Regions from separate parts of the Mus musculus genome. Here region 1 is linked to region 2. Evidence: chromatin loops called from intact Hi-C (ENCODE). Cell type or tissue: heart. All regions are shown on one strand. Links, peaks and the distances in the headings refer to the core of each region. The heading gives the core; the rest is flanking DNA. Region 1 overlaps Zyg11b (zyg-ll family member B, cell cycle regulator). Region 2 overlaps Tut4 (terminal uridylyl transferase 4).

Region 1 (10,662 bases), core at 911-8,910, 240 kb before region 2:
GATGAAGACATGTACCACCACGATTGGATCTGAAATGGGTCTTTTTATTTTGACTTACAATAACATTAACATGCTTCGTAGTCGTGCGTGTGTGTGTGCCTGCACGCATGACTACGAACCATGTGTGAGTAGCTGCACAGGCTACAGGAGCATTGGCTCCCCTGCAAGGAGAACTGAGGTGACTGTAGGCCACTCAGGCTGGGAGCTTGAAAGGAACCCAGGTCGTCTGCAAGAGCGCCAAGTGTTCTTAACCCGAGCTTACTGACTGACGACTAGTTCATGGCTGTCTGCATCTGTCAAGGACTAAAACAGCATTTAAAAAAAATAGATTTGAGCCTGGAGAAATGGCTCAATGTTTAAAGGGTATTTGTTGTTTTTGCAGAAGACATGGATTTGACTCTTAGCATCCACATGGTGGCTCACAACACCCATAACTCCAGTTTCAGACTATCTGCCATCTGCTGGTCTCTGCGTGCACCAGGCATTCCCATGGTACACATCCATACATGTGGACAAAAGACTCATACACATAAAAATACATAAATATATAAAATGGAAAAAAAAACACAAGGCTTGGAGGTGGAACATCTGCCTGGCATATGCACCAATCCCTAGCTCTACAAATACATTTTTTAAAAAGTTGAATACTATCACTTAGAAAAAGTGAAGGGGCTAGAGAGAGAGATGTCTGAGCATGGCTACTCTCCTGGAAGTCCTAAGTCCAGTTCTCAGCACCTACAATGGTGGCTCACAAACATTTATAACTGTACTCCCACAGGATCTGATGCCCTCTTCTGGTATGCAAATGTACATACAGAGAAAACACTCATATACACAAAGCACACAAACAAAGAATAAAAGTAAATTAATTAAAATATAGAGAGAGATAGGCAGGAACAGGGGTGGTTCTTCAATAGAAAGCTGACTCAGCATGTGTGAAGCCCTCCCTGGCTTAGACCCCCAGGAACACATACTTAATAGCCATACCCACTCACAAAAGATATACCATACTACTCCTGGTCAGGAGGGGAGGGGAGTGAGGGAAGGGGAGGAGAGGAGGAGAGAAGGGACGGGAGGGGAGGGGAGGGGAGGGGAGGGGAGGGGAGGGGAGGGGAGGAGGGGACATGAGGGGAGAGGAGAGGACTAAACTAGCAGGGACTAGAGAGATGGCTCAGTGACTAAGAACACTTGGGCTCTCAAGAGGCCCTGGGTTTAGTTCTCAGCACCCACATGGCAGCTCATAACCATCTGTAACTCTAGTCACATGGGACTCTATGTGCTTTTCTGGCCTCCACAAGCACCAGGCCACTTCTACATGTTACAGACATACATGGGATCGAAGCACTCATATACATAAAACAAATTTACTTCAATATGAAAAGCAAACACTATGTAGTGGCCTAAATCAAGGGCCAGTAAACTTACCCTGACAATGAAGAGCTCAGCACCAAGCTGTGCAGTTTGTTCTGTAGAGAGCTGGAAGCAAATACAAGATAAAGTAAATGTCGAAGAATTAACTGGTGTGAGTTTACTACAGACTGCCGTAACAGCCTCCACGGCCAGACTGAAAGCTCATCAACCTCCAATTTGGCAATATTTATCACAGTTAACAGGGAGGCCAGCAAAGAGGTGCTTTTCTGGCACGGGCCCCAATGTGGGCGGTAGTAACTTCCTCTAGGAAATCACTCAGCACAGTTCAGGTACCTTGGCGGCCAGGATGGAAATGATAGCCACGGCCATGCGTTGCATGTTCTGATCTTCGTGGTTGCAAAGCCACTGCATGACAAGCTTGGCTGCTTCAAACCTGAAAACACAAGAGGGTTTCCTCAATAGTGGAGGTCTAGGCATGGCTTCAGGGAGCCAGATGTGGGTCGATGGTGCAACTTGGGACGTGGGAAGGAAAGGGAATTCCTCTTAGTGAAAGAGACTACAAATCACGCGTTAGTGTTTTGGAAATGTTGCCTTTCTATTCTTTCCTGTGCTGGGGATTGGATCCAGGGCCTTGTCTAGGTCAATGCTCTACCACAGAGCTATATCCCTAGCCTTTTATCTTATTTTATTTACTTATATTGGCTATTATTTTTATTTTACTTGCTAGTAGTGTGTGTTTGTGTATGATGTGCAGTGTACGCATGCTCTATTTACTGCAGCTATCAGAGGACAACTTCTGAGAATTAGTTCTTTCCTTCCTCTGTGGGTTCTAGGGTTTGAACTCAGGTGGTCAGGCTTTTATGAAAACTTTTACCAGTTAAGCCATCTTGCCAGCCCATATTTATGTCTTTTTTGAGACAGGGTCTCATGTAGCTCAGGCTGTCCTCAAACTCTGTATACAGTCAAAGATGATTTTGAACTGAGAATCTTCTTGCCTCCATCTTCCACGTGCTGGCATTACTGGTATTTGCTACCACACACACCTGGCTCCTTGTTTTTATTTTGTGACAGAGTCTCGCTAAATTTCCAGGCAGATTCTAGGCCTGCACCACTGCGCTCATCACAATGAGAGCAATGGTGGAGACACAGGAGCATGGGGGCTGAGAAGAAGGCTCGGCTGGTAATGCGCTCACTGTGCACACAAGCGGCCCTGAGTCAAATCCCCAGCAACCATGTAAAAGAGCTCGGCATGGCAGAGCATACCTGCAATCTTAACTCTGGGGAGGCAGAGACAGGAGGATCCCTGGGACTTGATGGCCAGCCAGTCTAGCCCATTCCGTGAACTCCAGGTTCAGTGAGAGACCCTGTCTCAGAAAAATAAAGTGAGGAGCGATTGAGGAAGAAACCCAATGTCAGCCTCTGGTATTCACACTGATAACACATGCATGTTGTGCAAACACGTATTAAACACACACACACACACAAAATGTAAAAATACTGGCATTTTATCTTCAACAGTGAAATAATTTTAGTATTTAGTATTGCAGTCTGCTCAAACCTTTTAAACTTAGATATCTAAGTGTGAGTGTACACAGACAAGCATGCTCTCGCACAGCATGCATGTGGACCTTAGAGGACAATGTGAAGGCATCACCTCTCTTTCTACCATATGGGTCCCAGGACTGGACTCAGGGGGTTAAGCTATACTTGCCTATTAAATGGAACATCTTGAAGAATCCGGTCACTGCAAAGTGAGAGGAGGCAATTCTTCTGTAACTAAAGAATAAAAAGGAGAGAGTGAAAAAACCCATCCTGAATAGAACATCATTTTGTTATCTTTTAGCCAAAGTCAGTCTTTTTTTTTTTTAAATGTCTGAATGTGTGTGAGGAAGGTGTACACATGCCGAGTGCAGGAGACTGAGCTCGGGACTCAGGACTGCACGCCACACACTCAACTACGCTCCACCCTAGCCCCAGCTACTGTTTTTAAATCTTGAAAAAGCATTAATCTTTTGTCTTGGTTTAAGACAAAAATCTCTATTATACAGCTTTGGCTGTCCCTAACTTGCTATGTAGACCAGGCTGGCCTCGAATTACCAAAGATCAACCTGTCTCTGCCTCCCAAGTGCTGGAACTAAAAGTGTGTACTGTCACACCTAACCAAAATTTTGATCTTTAAGTCAGTTCTTTATAATTGCTATCAAAAAGTTGATTATTTTCAGAAAACTTTGTACTTTCAAACATGGTGATTCAATTCAAGTTTTATATTAGTACATTATTATGATCTTTGTAAGGCCTTTAACTTTAAAAAGTATTTATTTATTTATTTATTTTATGAGCATTTTGCCTGTGTGTATATATGCTCACAACATGTATGCCTGGTATGTGCAGAGACAGCAATGGCTCCCTGGAAGGCTGTGTTGGTACTGGGATCCAATCCTGGGTCCTCTGTAAGAGCAAGTCTTAAACTCTCTAAGCCAGCTCTCTAGCCCTCCCCGCTCGCCCCCACCTGTGCTGGGCTGTGACTCCCCGCGCAGCTGAGGATGACTCTGAACCTTTAATCTTCCCACTTTCACCTCTCGAATGCTAGCATCACAGGCAAGCTAGGGACCCTAGGCTTTGTATAGTCACAGCAAGCACTCTCAACTGAGCTATACTCTGAGGCTCCAGTACTAGGCTCAGGTATTTCATCCCTCAGGAAGCCTGCCTGGTTTTCAACTGTCCTGACTACCTCTCTCGAGTGCCCAGCAGTGCAGCACTCCCTATCTAAAATGTCTGGAAGCAGAGAAAACAGACTTCAGAGCCCTTAGTGTAAGACAAGATTTCAAAGAGCAGGCTATGTTGGAGCCAATATCTTGAAAAATGGTTAAGAAAAGCAGTGGACCTATTATGGGAATAGGAAGGTCATCCTAAGGCCAAGTAGCTTGACAAGAGTGTCAGATGGACAAGGATTAGATTTGGGAACATTGGCATGGACTTTACCAGTTGAGTAGAAAAATATGAAAATTCAAACTCTGAAATGCCATGTGTCCCATGTCTATGCAACGCCTGCACAGACCAGAAGAGGACAGCAGACTCCCCGAGGAGCCGGAGTTGCAGGTGACTGCCGGCTGCCATGCAGGTGCTCGGAACTCATGGAGATCCTCTGAAAGAGCAGCAAGTGCTCTAAACCACTAGCCCCAGAAATTAAGCAATATTAAATGTTCTCATTTAAAGCAATTTATCTGTGGAGTGCATGTGTTACCGGTATGATGTGTATGAGCATGTGGAAGTCAGAGGTACACTGGTAATCTTCCACTATTATTCTTCACATTGAGTCAAAGTCACAGGGTCTCTTACTATGATGGTTAATTGTTAATTTGGTAGATTTAGAATCACCTGAAGAATGGGCCTCTGAGCATCTCTGAGGGGTTATCTTGATTAGGTTAATTGAGGTGAGAAGAGTCAACCACTGTGGGTGGTACCATCCTCTAAACTAGGATCATGAATTGTATAAGTGGAAAAGGTGTGCTAAACACTAGAAACCACCATTACTTGACTACTGATGGGATGTGACCAGCCAGCCCTCTTCTCCTGCTGCTGTGATATCCCCACAACAATGGACTGTAACCTCAAAGAATAATCCACAGAAAACCCTTCTTCCTTCAGTTCCGCCACCACCGCCCGGCTTCATTACTGTTTTTAAGTATTCTGGTGTATGACTAACCCCAGACTGATAATTATTTGGTGCTTCTAATTGGTTGTATTGCATAGTATTTATACTGGTTTATGTATTTATACTGGTTCTTTTTAAAAATTAGCATAGTATTTACACAGGTTCTTTTGAACTATATCACAGACTTATCAAGACATAATTCACATAATATACAATTCCCGTTATGTGTGAATTTTAGCCTATGCACCTATCACCAGTTACGTTTATTTATTACAGTTGCTCTTCTCTTCTCTTCTTTTTTTTTTTTGAGTCTCCTGTAGTCCAGCTGAGCCCATAAGTGAATGTGTATGCTAGGCAAACAGTCTCCCAATTGAGCTACATCTCTTGCCCAGTTTTAGCATGTTTTCCTATCTCCAAAAGAAATCTAGCTGAAGTTGCAGCTTAGTGTCAAGAGTGCTTGCCTAACATCAGCCAAGGCCTGGGTTTGATTCTTAGCACATTATTTTCCATACCTTTACTTCCTAATCTTTTATTCTAATTTTTCTCAGTTTTCCTTTGTGAAATACACCAATGTGTTTTTGGTTTTGTTTGTTTTGTTTTTTAGACTTATTTATTTTATGTATGTGATTATACTATTACAATCTTCACACACACCAAAAAAAAGGGCATCAGATCCCATTACAGATGGTTGTGAGCCACTGTGTAGTTGCTGGGAATTGAACTCAGAACCTCTGGAAGAACAGTCAGTGCTCTTAACCACATAGCTATCTTTCCAGCCCTTGGTATTGTTTTCTCTATGTAGCTCTGGCTGCTCCAAGACCAGGCTACCCTCAAACTTATAGAAATCCACCAGTCTCTCTGATTTCCAAACGCTAAGATTGAAGGAAAAGACCACCACGCCTAGAACCCCCATAAGTTTTAATTCTGGCATGGTGGTACATGCCTAATCTCTGGACGTTGGAAATGGATTTGAGAGGATCAGGAGTTCAAGAGCAAGCAAACCAACAACAAACAAAAGACCTGATTTATTAAACTCGACTCTGCAGAAGCAGGAGGCAGGAAAGAAGAACCCAGGACCCCCTGAGTGGGAATTGAGGGTGCTCACCTGTTGGTGATTAGGAAAATGTTCCATGGCCTTGAGCAGCAAATGGGTCACATCAGCGAGGAGCCGGACAGGCATGCCTAAAGCAAGGTCCTGCTTAGTTAAGTTAAACACACAGGCACTTGCAGCCAGCTGCACGGGCAAATTCATTGGGTGGTTTCTCATCCCAGTAACCACAAGCTGAAAACACAAAAAAGTCAATTAGTCCTTTAGATTCACCTCATAAATACAAACCCTCACCACAGAGTAACTTTAAAAGCATGTTCGAATGTAAAGAGCCTAGGGCATTATCACTCTCAGTTGCCAGTCCCTTCCGTGACAGTGCTGCCAGCCAGATGCAATAAAACACATCCTCTCCCTGACAAGAAAACCATTGTTCACTTATCTTCTTTCCCCTCTAGAGTCCTCCCCATTCTTCAGTTCTTAATTTTCTTTAAAATGTATTTCATAGCTGGGCAGTGGTGAGCCCACCTTTAATTCCAGCACTCAAGAAGCAGAGGCAGGCTGATCTCTGTGAGCTTAAGGGCAGATTGGTCTACAGGCTGAGGTCCAGGGCAGCCAGGACTACACAGGGAAGCCCTTTCTCTAAAACAAACAAACAAACAAACAAACAAACAAACAAACCCCAATTTTTTTTTTTTTTTAGGTTTTTCGAGACAGGGTTTCTCTGTCCTGGAACTCACGTTGTAGACCAGGCTGGCCTCGAACTCAGAAATCCGCCTGCCTCTGCCTCCTGAGTGGTGCTGGGATCAAAGGCGTGCGCCACCTCGCCCAGCTAATTATTTGTTTACTTATGTGTGTATATACCCCCAGAAGCCAGAAGATGGTATTGGATCCCTTGGATACAGGCAGTTGTGAGTCACTGGCAAATACTCTTAATCAATCACTGAGCCTTCTCGCCAGCCCTGGAAAACCTAGCTTTCCACCACACTAAGAAACTGAACTAACTAGACAAGAACTTCGGATTCTAGCTACCCCATGTAGTCTTCGCCCCAGGACACAGACAATGCACGTCTCCTTGCCCACCCATAAATGACCTTTTGTCATCCTCTCGACAGTTGATTTCTCCATGGATATACAGATCATTTCCGTGTCTGCCTACTCAAGGAAGTGATTACTTCTGTGTCATTTTAAAAATCCATTTAAAAATTTACAATACTACTCTTCTTTTACTTAGTTTAAAGGGGGAGGGGCACTGCACATGCCTGCACTTCCAGCACTGAGGAGTCGGAGGCAGGAAGATTGTTAAGTTTGAGGCCAAACCAGATGATATAGAAAGATCCGGTCTAAATAAAACCAAAACTGTCCTTTAATTCTATTTCCTTAATCAGCTGAATCAACTGCCATTTTTCCTCTTAGCTTTCTTTTACAGCAAAACTATGAATGAGCTTTAATCTTTAATCTCTAAGTAAGTTAGTGAATATTTCAAATCAGGGCTGGAGATCTAGTCCTTTGTGCTCAGTTTTATAAAAATCAAAGCTGGAGCTGATTTAATGCCAGCTTTTAGTCCCAGCACTCAGGAGGCAGAGGCAGGAGGATCTCTGAGTTTGAAGCCAGCCTGGTCTACACAGAGAATTCCAGGACAGCCATAGCTACACAGAGAAATCCTATAAGTAAATAAGTATGTAAGTAAATATGAACGAATGAACGAACGAACCAACGAAAGAAAGAAAGGAAGGGGAGGGGAGAGGAGGGGAGGGGGGAGGGAAACTGGAAGGAAAAAGACAAAACAAGCACCAGCCTCTTCCGGTTTATACAGAGTGACAGGTATTCGTGACAAAAATAAAATGTTACAGTTCCTATCTGAGAACTCCACTGGAATATTTAATATATTTAGGAGATCAAGTCAGTTCTGGCTCTGACTTATTGTTTATTAACCTCAAAGGCCCTCAGTTTCACAATCTGTAAAATGGAAGATAAAATCCACCTCTTCAGATTTTGGCTACTAAATGAAATACAAAATAAAGTCTTACACTCACTAGATTTCAAAGCTGAATCTACATAAGGTATAGAAAATATATACATATAGATCTCTAAGGCCCACGTAGCCTTACCAAATTTAATTTTTTTAAAGATGTATGTATGTATGTATGTATGTATGTATGTATTTATATGTATTTGAGTACACTGTAGTTGTACTGATAGTTCTGAGCCATCATGTGGTTGCTGGAAATGAAGGTTGCTCACTCCAGTCAACCTGCTTGCTCCGGCCTAAAGATTTCTTTATTATTATATCTAAACTGTCTTCAGATGCACCAGAAGAGGATGTCAGATCTCATTACGGGTGGTTGTGAGCCACCATGTGGTTGCTGGGATTTGAACTCAGGACCTTCAGAAGAGCAGTCAGTGCTCTTAACCACTGAGCCATCTCACCAGTCCACCAAATTTAAATTTTGTGTGTTCATAAATATGTTGGTTGGGCTGGTGAGATGGCTCAGTGGGTAAGAGCACCCGACTGCTCTTCCGAAGGTCCGGAGTTCAAATCCCAGCAACTACATGATGGCTCATAACCATCTGTAACAAGATCTGACTCTCCCTTCTGGAGTGTCTGAAGACAGCTACAGTGTACTTACATATAATAAATAAATAAATAAATAAATAAATAAATAAATAAATAAATAAATCTATCTATAAATAAATAAATATGTTGGTTATTATTATTTATGAATATTTGTGCCAGAGATAAAAAAAAAGTGTTTTCTACCACTAAGCTATACATTGGTGCAGCAAATATGCTTTTCCAACTACCCAACCTCTCTTTCTTGAGACAGGGTCTCTCGACATAGCCGTGGCCAGCCTAGAACTCAATTTATAGACAAGGCTAGTATCAAACTCAAAGAGATCTGCTTGCCTCTGTCTCACAAGTGCCAGGGTTAAGGACAAATGCCCACACTAGACTTTAAATGTTTATTAAGACAAAGACTCCTTACTTTTCCTTTTAATTTTTGGGCTTACTTTTATGTATATGGATATATGTGCGGCACATGCACGCGTGTTGGATTACCTGGAACTAGAGCTATGGATAGCTATAAGCCATCATGTAGGTGCTGAGAATCAAACTTGGGAGACTTCAAGACTCCCAAGTCTTGCAACTTGTGCTCTAACTACTGAGCCCTCTCCCCAGCCTCAAAGCTCTCCTTAGGAAGCCTAGGCTGTTCTCACACTTGCAATATAGCTCACTGGGGTTCTAACTGGTAAACCTTCTGCCTCAGCCTCCTGAATCCTGAAGTTACAGCTTGATGCCCCCATGTTCAGGTGAAGATACTTGTGTGTGTGTGTGTGTTTAAGGGTGTGTGTGGTGTGTGTATGTGGGGGGTGCATGCATGTGTGTACCTAGAAATCAGAGGACAACTTTTGGCAGTCAATTCTCTCCTTCTACCATGTTGAGGTGGACTAAACTCTGGGGACTAAACCCGGTTCCCCATGTTTGGCAGCAGCTCCTTTCCTTGCTGAGGGGGCTCACTGTTCCCCCACAACACTCCTGTTTCTGCGTCATGCTAAGGATTGAACCCAGGACCACACATATGCAAGACAGGACTGTTAACAGTGGGTTACATATCCAGAGCTACATTAATGGAACTTTTTTTTTTTTTATGACAAGGTCTCACTATGTAGCCCTAGCTGACCTAAAATTCACTATCCAGACTACGGTGGCCCCAAATTTGCAAAGATCCATTAACTTCTGTTTCCTGAGTGTTGGGATTAAAGGGTATGTGTTGTACCTAGCTTAATGGGTATTTTTTCCTTAGTCTCATATAGCAGAGGCTTTCCTTCAACTTACTGTATGGTCAAGGATGCCCTTGACCTTCTGATTCTCCTTGTCCCCATCTCCCAAGTACTGGAACTACAGGCATGTGCCACCATGCCCAGTTTATACAGTGCTAGGGATTAAAACTATGGTGCCATGCATCCTAGGCAAGACTCTACCAATTGAGCTACATTTATTTTGGGGATGTGTGTGAGTGGTGTGTGTGCACATGTGTGTGTAGATATGGAGATGTGGAGACCAGAGGAGAGAACTGGTTGCCCTGTTGTGTCACATTCCACCTTATGGACCTAACCTGGTAGCAGCAAGCCCTAGTAATCCCCTGTCTCCACTGCCCCAGCACAGGAGTTACAGGCATATAAAGTCACTGGCTTTATTAAATGTGGTGCTAGAATTTAAAGTCGGATCTTCATGCTTCCCCAGTAAACGCTCTTTCCCAATGAGCCGCCTCTCTAGCTTCCTTATCAAATACTGTATCTGTAAAGCTCTTCTGAGTGGGAAGCCATCCAAGGCTGGCACACAGAGCTGTATGCTGAGCCCAACCTATACTTCCATTTCCTTGTAATAAAACATCACAGGGAATACTGGACTGAAGTAACTACATAGCACTGAAAAGCATTACTTAATGAGACTACAATAAACTTCAGTAATGATATGCAATCAACTTCTTATTTATACCTAATAACGAACTGGGATCATCAATCCTATTAAAAACAAAAAAGAAATAAAAGTCAAAGACTGAATACATAAAATCTACTAGAAAAGTAA
Region 2 (10,662 bases), core at 1,420-9,419:
CCAGAAGAAGGCATCAGATCCCTAGGACTGGAGTTACAGATAGTTTTAAGCTGTCATGTAGGTGCTAGAAATAGAACCTTGAAAAGCAGCCAGTGCTGCTTTTATTTTATGTTATTTTTCTTTTATTTTTTTTCCTTGACAGGGTCTCTCTATGTAGCTCTGGCTGTTGTGTGATTCACCATGTAGACCAAATTGGCTTTGAAGTTAGATGTGTCTGCCTTTGCCTACCCATTGCTGAGAGTAAGGGGGGATATTATCATGCTTGCCTACCACCGATGTGCTCAATTGCTCAGCCATCCATCTCTTTAGTCCCTTAGTATTCCTTTTTTTTTTTTTTTTTTTGGTTTTTGTTTTTGTTTTTTATTAAGACAGGATTTCACTGTGTAGCTAGATGTCCTGGAAATTGTTCTGAAGACCAGGCTGGCCTCGAGCTCACAGGGATCTATTCTGCCTCCTGAGTATTGGGATTAAAGGTGTTTACCACCACCACTTGGCTAGCACTGCTTTTTAAAAGGATTACATTTATTCATTTATTTTATGTATGGGTGTGCACATGGAGTACATATCTGGATATGAATTCTGGGGATTGAATTTAGGTCATCAGGCTTAGTGGCCTGGCCAAGCCTTCTCAGCCATCTCATGAGCTTACCATGCATATATTTTATTTAACATAAACTAACAGCTTGTACAACCAAGTAATGTATACAGAAAGAGTTTACCCCCATAGTTAAGTGTTTATTGTTTTATCATTTTTAATGATGATAATTTATTTAATGATGATATAACTGATTGCTTCCTTTGTAGGTAAAATGAAGAGTGAGGAATCTAACAAAGAAAATTCTTCTGAGATGGACTATTTAGAAAATGCCACTGTAATAGATGAATCTGCTTTGACACCTGAGCAGAGGCTAGGCTTGAAACAAGCAGAAGAACGTCTAGAAAGAGATCACATCTTCCGACTTGAAAAAGTATGCTATGCTATGTTAGTTACTGAGGGAGAAATATATGCTTTATGACTTTTCCTACACTTAACACTTTGTATCATTTTTAATGATGAGACACATAGTATTCTGGTCTCTTAGGCAACACTCCACCCCCAGTCAGCCAATGTCCTTGTAAAATCACCTCTTTTTTGTTTGTTGGTTTTTTGCTCTTTTTGAGAAACAGTCTTATTGTGTAGTCTTGGCTGGTCTGGAACTCACTATGTAGACCAGGTGGGCTATGAGCTCAGAGATCTACTTACCTCTGCCTCCTGATTGCTGAGATTAAAGGTGGGCCATCACACCTGGCATAAGTTGACTTTTATTTATTGTAGGCATTAACAAACTATGATCTATCGCTTGGTTTTGTTTGAATATGGAGATATATTTTACTTCCTTTTTTTGTAAATAGTTACTGAGACACAGCCATACTCATTTTTTTAATATATTATCTATGGCTGCTTCCGTGCTATGATGGCAAAGTTGACTGGAGACCATTTGGCTTGCTTAAAATATTTACTGTTATCTTTCTTTTCCCCTCCTTCTCTTTTATTTTCCTTTTCTTCCTTTTCCTTTGCATTTTCCTTCCCTTCCATTCCCTGTTGTTTGCCTTTTATGACTGTAGCCTAGGCTGTACCTCATAAAGGTTCCTGAGTGTTGTGATTGTATGAATGAATGGTCATGCCTTTCTAGTATTTACTGTTTTTCTTATTGTTAAAAAATATTTATTTACATTTCTAATTATATGTATGTGTGTATTATTTGTATGGGATATGTGCATGTGAGTGTAGGTTCCCTTGGAAGCCAGAAGAGGGCATCTGATGGAGCCAGAGTTACACATGGCTGTGAGATGCCCTATGGAGTCTGGGAACTAACTTGGGTCTTCTGGAAGAGCAGTATACACTCTTTAACTATTGACTCATCTCTTCATTCCCTATGTTTACTATTTTCCAAAGCTTAAAATATTTACTAAAATGCTACTTGGGTTGATTTAAAATGAGTTGCTGACTGGTTATTTACTCCTTCCCTTAGTAAATATGGAGTGCTTGTCACATGGCACAGCAGTGCCAGACGCTAGGTGTGTGCTGATTAAAGTGGCTGTGACTTTCCATTAGAAGTTAAAAGTCTAGCTTGAAATGGAGTTCATAGCAAAGCATTTGCCTAGCAAGCAAAAGACCTTAGATTTAGTCGTCCCCCCCACAATTTATTCAGTTATTCAGATGGATGAAAATAAATTATTAAATACTAGTTTATATTATTATACATATTGTTAAATTCTTTTTCTCCTTTTACTGAATATTAGAAATAAGAAACTATTCTTTTGTTTTTTTGTTTTTACATGTGTAGTGCTAATTAATTTTTTAACCTGGAAACACATTCATAGGTTAAGCAATAAAAACACCACTAGATATTGAAAAAATCAAAAACCAAACTGCAGAGAAATATGTACTTATGAAGTTTATAAATATGTATACAAAAAGGTAGGACATTATTTTCAAATAAGAAAGGAATGAAGGTAATAGTATGATTTTATATAGTTTAGAAAAGCAAAATACCTAGATTGATGAAAGAAATCCTTGTGAGAACACTTGTCCCGTTTTGTATTTTATTTATTACTGTATAACAGTTGGTCCATAATTAGAGTTAATATGCATATAGTAAAGCAGGTGGATTTTGGAGTCATTTGGTTTACCACTGTCACTTACTGGTAGGAAACAATATGCTATTTAGCCCTTTTTAAAGGATTTTTCCCCCCTTTCTTTTTACTTAAAGTGTATCATAGGTGTTTTGTCTGCATCTGTGTGTGTGTGCATCATGTAGATGCCTGGTGCCTGCAGAGTCTGGGAGAGGGTATCAGACCCCCTGGAACTGGAGTAAAGAAAGATAGTTGTGAGCTGCCATGTGCGTGTTGGGAATCGAACCTGGGTCTTCTGAAGAGCAGACAGTGCTCTTAATCTGTGAGACATCTCTCTAGCCCCTTAACTATTTAACTTAATAGTTTCTTCATCACCTTCTTAGGACCAGAATCATGGCTCAGTGGATAAAGAGACTACCACACTAGCATAAGGATTAGAGTTTAGGTCTGCTAAATTCATATTAAACTAGATGTGGTAGTAACAGTAGAATATCTAGAAGCTCACAAATCAGCTAGCTTAGTAGACATGATAGTGAATAACACACCCTGCCTCAAACAAGATAGAAGGAGAGGAGTAATAGCTGAGGTTCCCCAAATACACATGTGTGTGAACATATATACATACCACCTATCTCATAGAACTGTTGTGTTCAATAGGATAATGTAAGTGAAGTTTTTGACATAAAATCAAGTATAAAGATTAGCTAGTCTATATTCATTTAAAATTGTTTTTTGTTACATAAATATAGACATCGAAGTAGGCCTCTATGATATTTATTCCAAAATGAAATACCATCCTAGTATTTCTTCCTTTTTACTCAGTGTTTTTGTCTGAAGTTGGGTTTCTCCTGCCCCACTAAAAGAATCTAGACATGGTCTATCCACTAGCATTTTAATCACAGATTTAACGACTCCCTCAGTGATCTCATCAATACTTTATGGCTTTATTAGGTATTAGGTATATCTATTTTCACTTCCCAAATTAAGCTCTTTTTAGTACTCTGCCACTTTTGTTACCTCTTTCTGGATTATTTGCAATATGCTAATGACTCTGAATCAGTCTCACTCCTGTTCTTAGAAAACAAACGGTTCTTTTAAAATAAAGATTAGAGCGGTATATTTATTTGCTTATTGCCTCAGGGAAATAGTTTAATACTTGAGGTTTAAATCCTTTGTCAGTAAAATAGAGAAACTTAACAGTCTTAAAAGTTAATAATGCTCTATAAATGTTGAGTTTGTTTCTAGTAGTCTATGGTAGGATTGTTTCTAAATTTGATGCAGGTTTCTTATTAAAGGATATCATTTATTGAGGCTGTAGAGATGGCTTAGTGTTTTAAGAGCATTTGCTATTCTGACAGAGGACCTGAGTTCAATTCTTAGCACCCACGTTATGGTTCACAACATCTCTGTAATTTCAGTTAAGAGGATCTTGGACATTATCTTCTGGGGCCATCATATACATGCAGTGCACTTAAATACTTTTAAACCAAATTCTAACATACATGGAATATGAATAAATAAAATCTTTTTATTTAAAAAGAATATATAGGGCTAGAGAGATGATTCAGTGCTCTTCCAGACTGCTCTTCCAGAGGTTCTGAGTTCAATTCCCTGCAACCACATGGTGGCTCATAGCCATCTGTAATGGGATCTGATGCCCTCTTCTGGTGTGTCTGAAGAAAGCTACAGTGTACTCGTGCATAAAATAAATAAATAAATCTTTATTTCCCCCCTCCAAAAATATATATTTCCAGATGAAAAAACCCTTTTGTCAGGCATTCCATTGAATATTGAAGATTAATCTGAAACAAAATGCTAAATATTACTGAAATTTTAATGTAAGACAATAGAAAGAGTGATATAAAATTAGCATTTTAAAGCTTTCTTTTTATTTAATGCATATAGGTGTTATTTTTACTGTAAAGGAGTGTTGACTTTGGACTTAGATACGTATGAACTGAAATTCATTATGTCTTCAGTACTATTGAATTGGTGTGAAGTTCCAAGCTTCATAGTTTTTATATCTATAAAATAAAAATATTAATCTTACTGGATTATTAAGAATTAAAATGACAATTGATATATGAAGGATTTGGCATAGTGTCTGATACCTTCAACCACTTATTTTATTATTTTGAGAAAACAAAATCATGAGTGAAGTACTGTGACTTGTAATTTTTTTGGAGGGGGGAGGGAAGGAAAGGGTTTATTTGGCTTACTCTTCCATACTGCTGTTCATCACCAGGGAAGTCAGGACTGGAACTCAAGCAGGGCAGGGAACAGGAGCTGATGCAGAGGCCATGGAGGGATGTTACTTACTGGCTTGCTTCCCCTGGCTTGCTTAGCCTGGTCTCTTATAGAACCAAGACTACCAGCCCAGAGATGGTCCCACCCACAAGGGGCCTTTCCCCCTTGATCACTAATTGAGAAAATGCCTTACAGTTGGATCTCATGGAGGCATTGTGACTTGAATTTTAACGTGCCCAAATTGTTGTTCCTTCAGAGCATTTACCTCAAGAGAATATCAGTTTATTCTCATGATACTGTGATTGATTGGAACATTTTTAGAATACAGTCTTGGAAATTGTCTTCAATAATGTGATCCATTCATTTCATATCTCAACATAAGGGTATATTTTATTTTTCAGAGTACTCATAAAGACCAAAAATTAAGTTTGAAATTGATTTTGAGAACAACATTGGAATAAGATTTAAGGAGCAAGATGATATTAGATAAGTAGTAGTAAGCCTATTTAGCATTTTTGTGCTACAGTTTGAAGTTAGTATTTGATATTCTATAATGGCTATCTTGAAAACGTTAATTATCTTGAGTATATTAGTTCTGACTGCTTATTAAACATCAGTGTTCTTGCAGTGCTTTCTTGTTTTCTTTCTTGTGGTGCTAGTGGGTGTCTAACCTGAAGTCCTAGCACATGCTAGGCATGTGTTCTACCACTGAGCTTCATAGCAGTTCCTCAGTGCCTTTCCTGTCTGTTGCGGTTATATAATTACATTGTTCACTTATCTAATCTATCACTTCTTGGATTACTGAAAAGATGTGTTTTTAAACTTGTTTCTTCAGCGGTCACCAGAATATACCAATTGCCGCTATCTATGCAAACTTTGCTTAATTCACATTGAAAACATCCAAGGAGCACATAAACATATAAAAGAAAAACGACATAAGAAAAATATTTTGGTAAGTTACTTTTAAAAATGTTCTTTAGTATTTGAATTGTAAAAGCATATTAATAACTAAAGTGATAGCCTTGAAAGCTGTGATTAATTTATCTCCTGTGATTAGAAGGAACCTTCTAGGTACCAGTTTAATCATGCTAAAGATAACTGAATCTGGGGCTGGTGAGATGACTCGGAGGTTAAGAGCATTGATCTGATGCCCTCTTCTGTTATGTCTGAAGACAGCATACAGTGTACTCATATGTATAAAATAAGTAAATCTTTTTTTAAAAGGAAAGAATCATAAAATTAAAATTAAATCTCTCAGGTATAGTTAATTTGTCCATTTTCTGAACAGCAGCAGCAGAGAGAAGGCACAGCTTCATTCTGCAGTAGCATGAGGAGTTCCCTTAATTTTTTAAGGAAACTGGATCTTTGGCTTTAATTCAAAATGGAATTCCAGGACAATCAGTGTGAAGTAGGATTGGGATTTATTAAAAGACTGTGTTGTGTGTATTTATGAAGGTGTTAATGACTTGTACTGAGGTCATGGGAAGACTTTGGGAGTCCTGCTCTGTCAGTCTCTGTCTGCCTTATTCCTTTGAGATATGGTCTGAACCTGGAGCTAGGCTTCCGGCCAGGAAGTCTTGTTCTTCCTCTCTCATTGTTGACTCCACAACTGACTTTTTAGATGAGTGTTGGGAGCTGAACTCAGGTCCTCATACTTGTTTACCAAGCTTTATTTCCAGCCCTGGAAGACATCTTTATTTTGATAATTCCTTAACTTTTATTATAATTTATTTTGTGCACATGGGCACACATGCAGTAGTATACATTCGGAGGACAGAGGACAACTTTCAGGAAGAATCAGTTTTGTCCTACATTGGATTCTGGGATTAAACTCAGATAGTTAGGATTTGGTGGGAGGGTCCTTTACCCACTAAGCCATCTCCCTTTCCCCCTAAAAGTCTTTGTTTGAGACAGGGTTTATGTGGTTATGTTGATGAGGCTGGCCTAACTCGCTTCCTGAGAACTAGGATTAGAGAGTGTACCACCATGTTCAGAAACACTTTTCTTTTGTTTAGACAGGAGTTCTTTGTGTAACTCTGGCTGTCCTGAAACTTCCTCTGTAGGCTACGCTGGCTTTGAACTCAAAGAGATACCTCTGCCTCCTAAGGGCTGGGATTAAAGGTGCACACTATTCCTGGCCGGCTTCTGCATTGTGTCTTAATGTAGATTTTAATCACCTAGGTTAAGAAAAAGGAGGCCTTAGGAAGTAAGGCATACCCAAGTTTATTGGTGTGGGGTTTTCAAAGAGCAGCACTTCATTATCTTTGTAACAGTCACATGTAGTATTTGAATGGGTTTTGAGTCTTCAGAACCTTTTGTGTCTTCAAAAGATTGCTAGTGGAGACTAAATGTGATTATAGGGTGATTCCTGTGGGGTACCTGACAGGATTAAAATTGATAAGGTATAAAAGCCTATAGGGATCTTAAAGTTAATTTCTCTTTATTTCTTTCTTGAGATTTCCAGAAAATGTCTAGCCAGGAATGAAGTCCTTCCCAAGATCAGGTCTTTATGCCTTCAACCTTGTTCCATGCTATTTTAACAAAATATGAAAGGACTATATCTGTAGCCTTCATGGCGAACATTTATTGTGTGGACTCTGGGACGAGGAGCTCTTTTCATCTCCTGCGTTCATGTAATTTTTCTTGTCTTTCTACCTTGTCTCACATACCTGCTTGATATTTATTGTCCACTTACTACATGTAAGTAGTGGTGAATATGATAATCATGGTTTGTGTTCTTGGCCTTCCTAGTAATTGGTAAATAAGTGTTTAGGTATAGTGCATCTTATTAGAGGGAGAAATGTGCTAAGGAAATGTACAAGGATATTTTTTCTTGATCTAGAACAGGGAAGTATACCTGGAAAATAATCTTTGAACTGCACTTTAAAATAGCAGTTTAAAAAGCAAAATAGTAAGGTGGGACATTAAAACATCATAATGAAAGATCTCTATAGAAGAGTGGACATGTGTAAGGACATGAAAGAATCCAGTAAGATTGAAGGAAAGAACTAGAAGGAAATGGCATGATATGAGACTGAGAAGTATAGACCATAGACATCCTTACCAATTTTCTACTTCAGAACTTGTAATTTCAAAATTATTTTTTTAATATCTCAAAAAACATTTGAATGGAGTACTTTTCTAAGTATATTGGTATATTATTTAATTTTCTCTTAAAAAATATAATATGCCAGGCGTGGTGGCTCAAGCCTTTAATCCCAGCACTCGGGAGGCAGAGGCAGGCGGATTTCTGAGTTCGAGGCCAGCCTGGTCTACAGAGTGAGCTTCAGGATAGCCAGGGCTATACAGAGAAACCCTGTCTCGAAAAAACCAAAACCAAAAAACTGCCTAATGTATTGCCTAAGACTCAGCTCAGATAACTTTGCTGGGAGAGTCCTCTTGCCTGATCTTCTAGAAAGTCTGGGTTATAGTCCTCTGCATTCTCATAGAAACTTTTTCATAGTTTGGTGGTAAAACCTAATATTGTGTGTGTGTGTGTGTGTGTGTGTGGTGTGTGTGTGTGTGTGTGGTGTGTGTGTGTGTGTGTGTGTGTGTGTGTGTGTGTGTGTGTGGTGTGTGTGTGTGTGTGGTGTGTGTGTTAGGGAGTACTCTTACAACCATTTGACTTGATACTGTCTGCATTGATTAGATATGATTGATAACTTTCTGTTATACCTAAGAGCTGCTACAGAATCATTAGCCTTTGTGTTAGTTTTGATATAGGTTTTCCAGAATTTATTATACTTCATAGTACAGTAGAACAATTTAAAAAATGTTTTTCTTTTAAAATTGTTATTTTTGATATTTATTCATTTATTTATTTACTTTTGTGTGAGTGCTGCCTATGGGAGCCAGCAGAGTCCAGGAGAGGGTGTCAGGTCCCGTGGAGATTGAGTTATAAAAGCAGTTGTGAGCCGCTCGATATGGGTACTGGGGAACTGAAGTGGGGTCCTTCACAAAATTTGTTAACTGATTTTTGTTTTTTTTCTTTGTTTTTTTTAAAGACAAAGTTTCTCTGTGTAGAGCTGACTATCTTGGAGCTCACTCTGTAGACCAGGCTGGCTTCAAACTTAGAAATCTAACTGCCTCTGTCTCCCAACTGCTAGGATTAAAGGTGTGTGCCACCACCTCCTGGCTGCAGACCACACTCTTTTTTTTTTTTTTAAAGATTTATTTATTTATTATATATAAGTACACTGTAGCTGACTTCAGCCACCCCAGAAGAGGGCATCAGATCTCATTAAGGATGGTTGTGAGCCATCATGTGGTTGCTGGGATTTGAACTCATGACCTTTGGAAGAGCAGTCGGTGCTCTTAACTGCTGAGCCATCTCTCCAGCCCCAGACCACACTCTTAACCACTGAACTCTTTCTATATTTGCTGTAAAGCAGATTTTAAAATTTAATAAAATGATGTAATTATAACCTAAAAAATTAAAATTATGTTAAAAAAACCTTATTAGTAAACTCCCTTGCTGTACCTTTTATCCTTGATTCCTGTCCTAAAAGCAACAATTTTTCTTTGGTTCACTTACTTATTGCATGTTTTATTTCTCATGTGCAGAAGGTAAATATTTCTTAAGTATAAGGACATTAAAGTGGAAACTTTGTTATTATTGTGAAACATTATACTAACAGGAAAAACAAGAAGAGAGTGAACTTCGGTCTCTTCCATCTCCTTCCTCTGCTCACTTGGCTGCTTTAAGTGTTGCAGTTGTTGAGTTAGCAAAAGAACAAGGAATAACAGATGATGACCTCAGAATCCGCCAGGACATTGTGGAGGAAATGTCAAAGGTTATAATGACATTTTTACCAGGTACCAGATTCATTTTATATATTTACTTCATAGAATCAAAAATATTCTTTTACTTCTTGAATTAGGGTAAAGTCAATGTATTCCTCCTTTTTTTTTTTTTTTTGCTTGCTTCTTAAGAATAGATGAATCTAAGTGAGTTAGGAATGACCTTTTTGTATGCCAATTTTTTTGTTTGTTTATGTGAATGCTTATATGCTTATGCGTGAGCATGTAAGTGTCAAATCAGAGGCCAAGTTCTTGGGTTGCTGGGATTTATTATAAAAATGTGTATGTGTATATGTTTGCTACACATGTGCCAGGTGCCTTCAGCAGCCAGAAGAAGGTGTCAGATCCTTCAGAGCTTAAGTTACAGATGGTTGGGCACCTCTTGGTGGAGTTCTGGGAACAGAACTTGGATCCACTGTAAGAGCAGCAGGTGTTCTTAACTGATGAACCATCTTCAACCCCTAAGTACAATTGATTTTTAAGCGGATTTTAGTGTTTTGTTCAGTTATTTTCAGTATAGACATTCTGATATCATTAAATAAAATTTTTTTTCCAGGGTGGGGGGGAGCAGGGTTTCTCTTTGTAGCCCTGGCTGTCCTGAAACTCACTCTGTAGACTAGGCTGGCCTTGAACTCAGAAATATGTCTGCCTCTGCCTTCCAAGTGCTGGGATTAAAGGCGTGCACCACTACCGCCTGCCCTGTTATTTCTTTAATGTTTTTCTACTTAAATAATGCATTGAATACTGTTAGAACTGTTAAAAAGTAATTCAATATTATTTTAAAAACAGAACTTACATTTTTATGATTTTAATAATGTAGTGATGCTTGAACAGTTTTAAGGTTGAAAAGTATACAACTGAATATGAATGTTAATTTTCTAAGAGACTGACTCTGCCTGGTCAGTACCCTCTTCACATGCTATTTTCACTTGCTCTTTGATGTGATTCTTTGAAATTATGCCTTTTTTTGTAATAACACACATGGTAATCTGAGAAAGA

Evidence for each region. Hi-C counts contacts between places; a loop is a spot of excess contacts. Peaks named below come from ENCODE experiments on the same cell type or tissue, not always from the same donor. Only the 100,000 strongest peaks of a DNase experiment are listed, where the experiment ranks them.
Region 1: a loop joins it to region 2, with 1.9 times the contacts of the local background. A loop is called at or near these places in 2 of 42 quality-filtered maps.

What each region holds. Positions count from the first base shown.
Region 1 is chr4:108,249,070-108,259,731 of GRCm38, forward strand. It overlaps Zyg11b (zyg-ll family member B, cell cycle regulator), which reads right to left. Exons shown (of 14, transcript NM_001033634.3): 5 at 6,132-6,308; 6 at 3,083-3,147; 7 at 1,705-1,804; 8 at 1,426-1,476. Among named protein-coding and RNA genes, the nearest start is that of Zyg11a, 36 kb to the left of the region's middle. In heart, for the core only: a CTCF peak has its summit at 4,424 (motif pointing right); no DNase peak of the experiment used is centred there.
Region 2 is chr4:108,485,650-108,496,311 of GRCm38, forward strand. Tut4 (terminal uridylyl transferase 4) reads left to right here. Exons shown (of 31, transcript NM_175472.4): 4 at 805-968; 5 at 5,699-5,815; 6 at 9,501-9,678. Among named protein-coding and RNA genes, the nearest start is that of Gm23138, 7.1 kb to the right of the region's middle. In heart, for the core only: CTCF peaks have their summits at 1,780 (motif pointing right), 4,280 (motif pointing left) and 6,022 (motif pointing left); no DNase peak of the experiment used is centred there.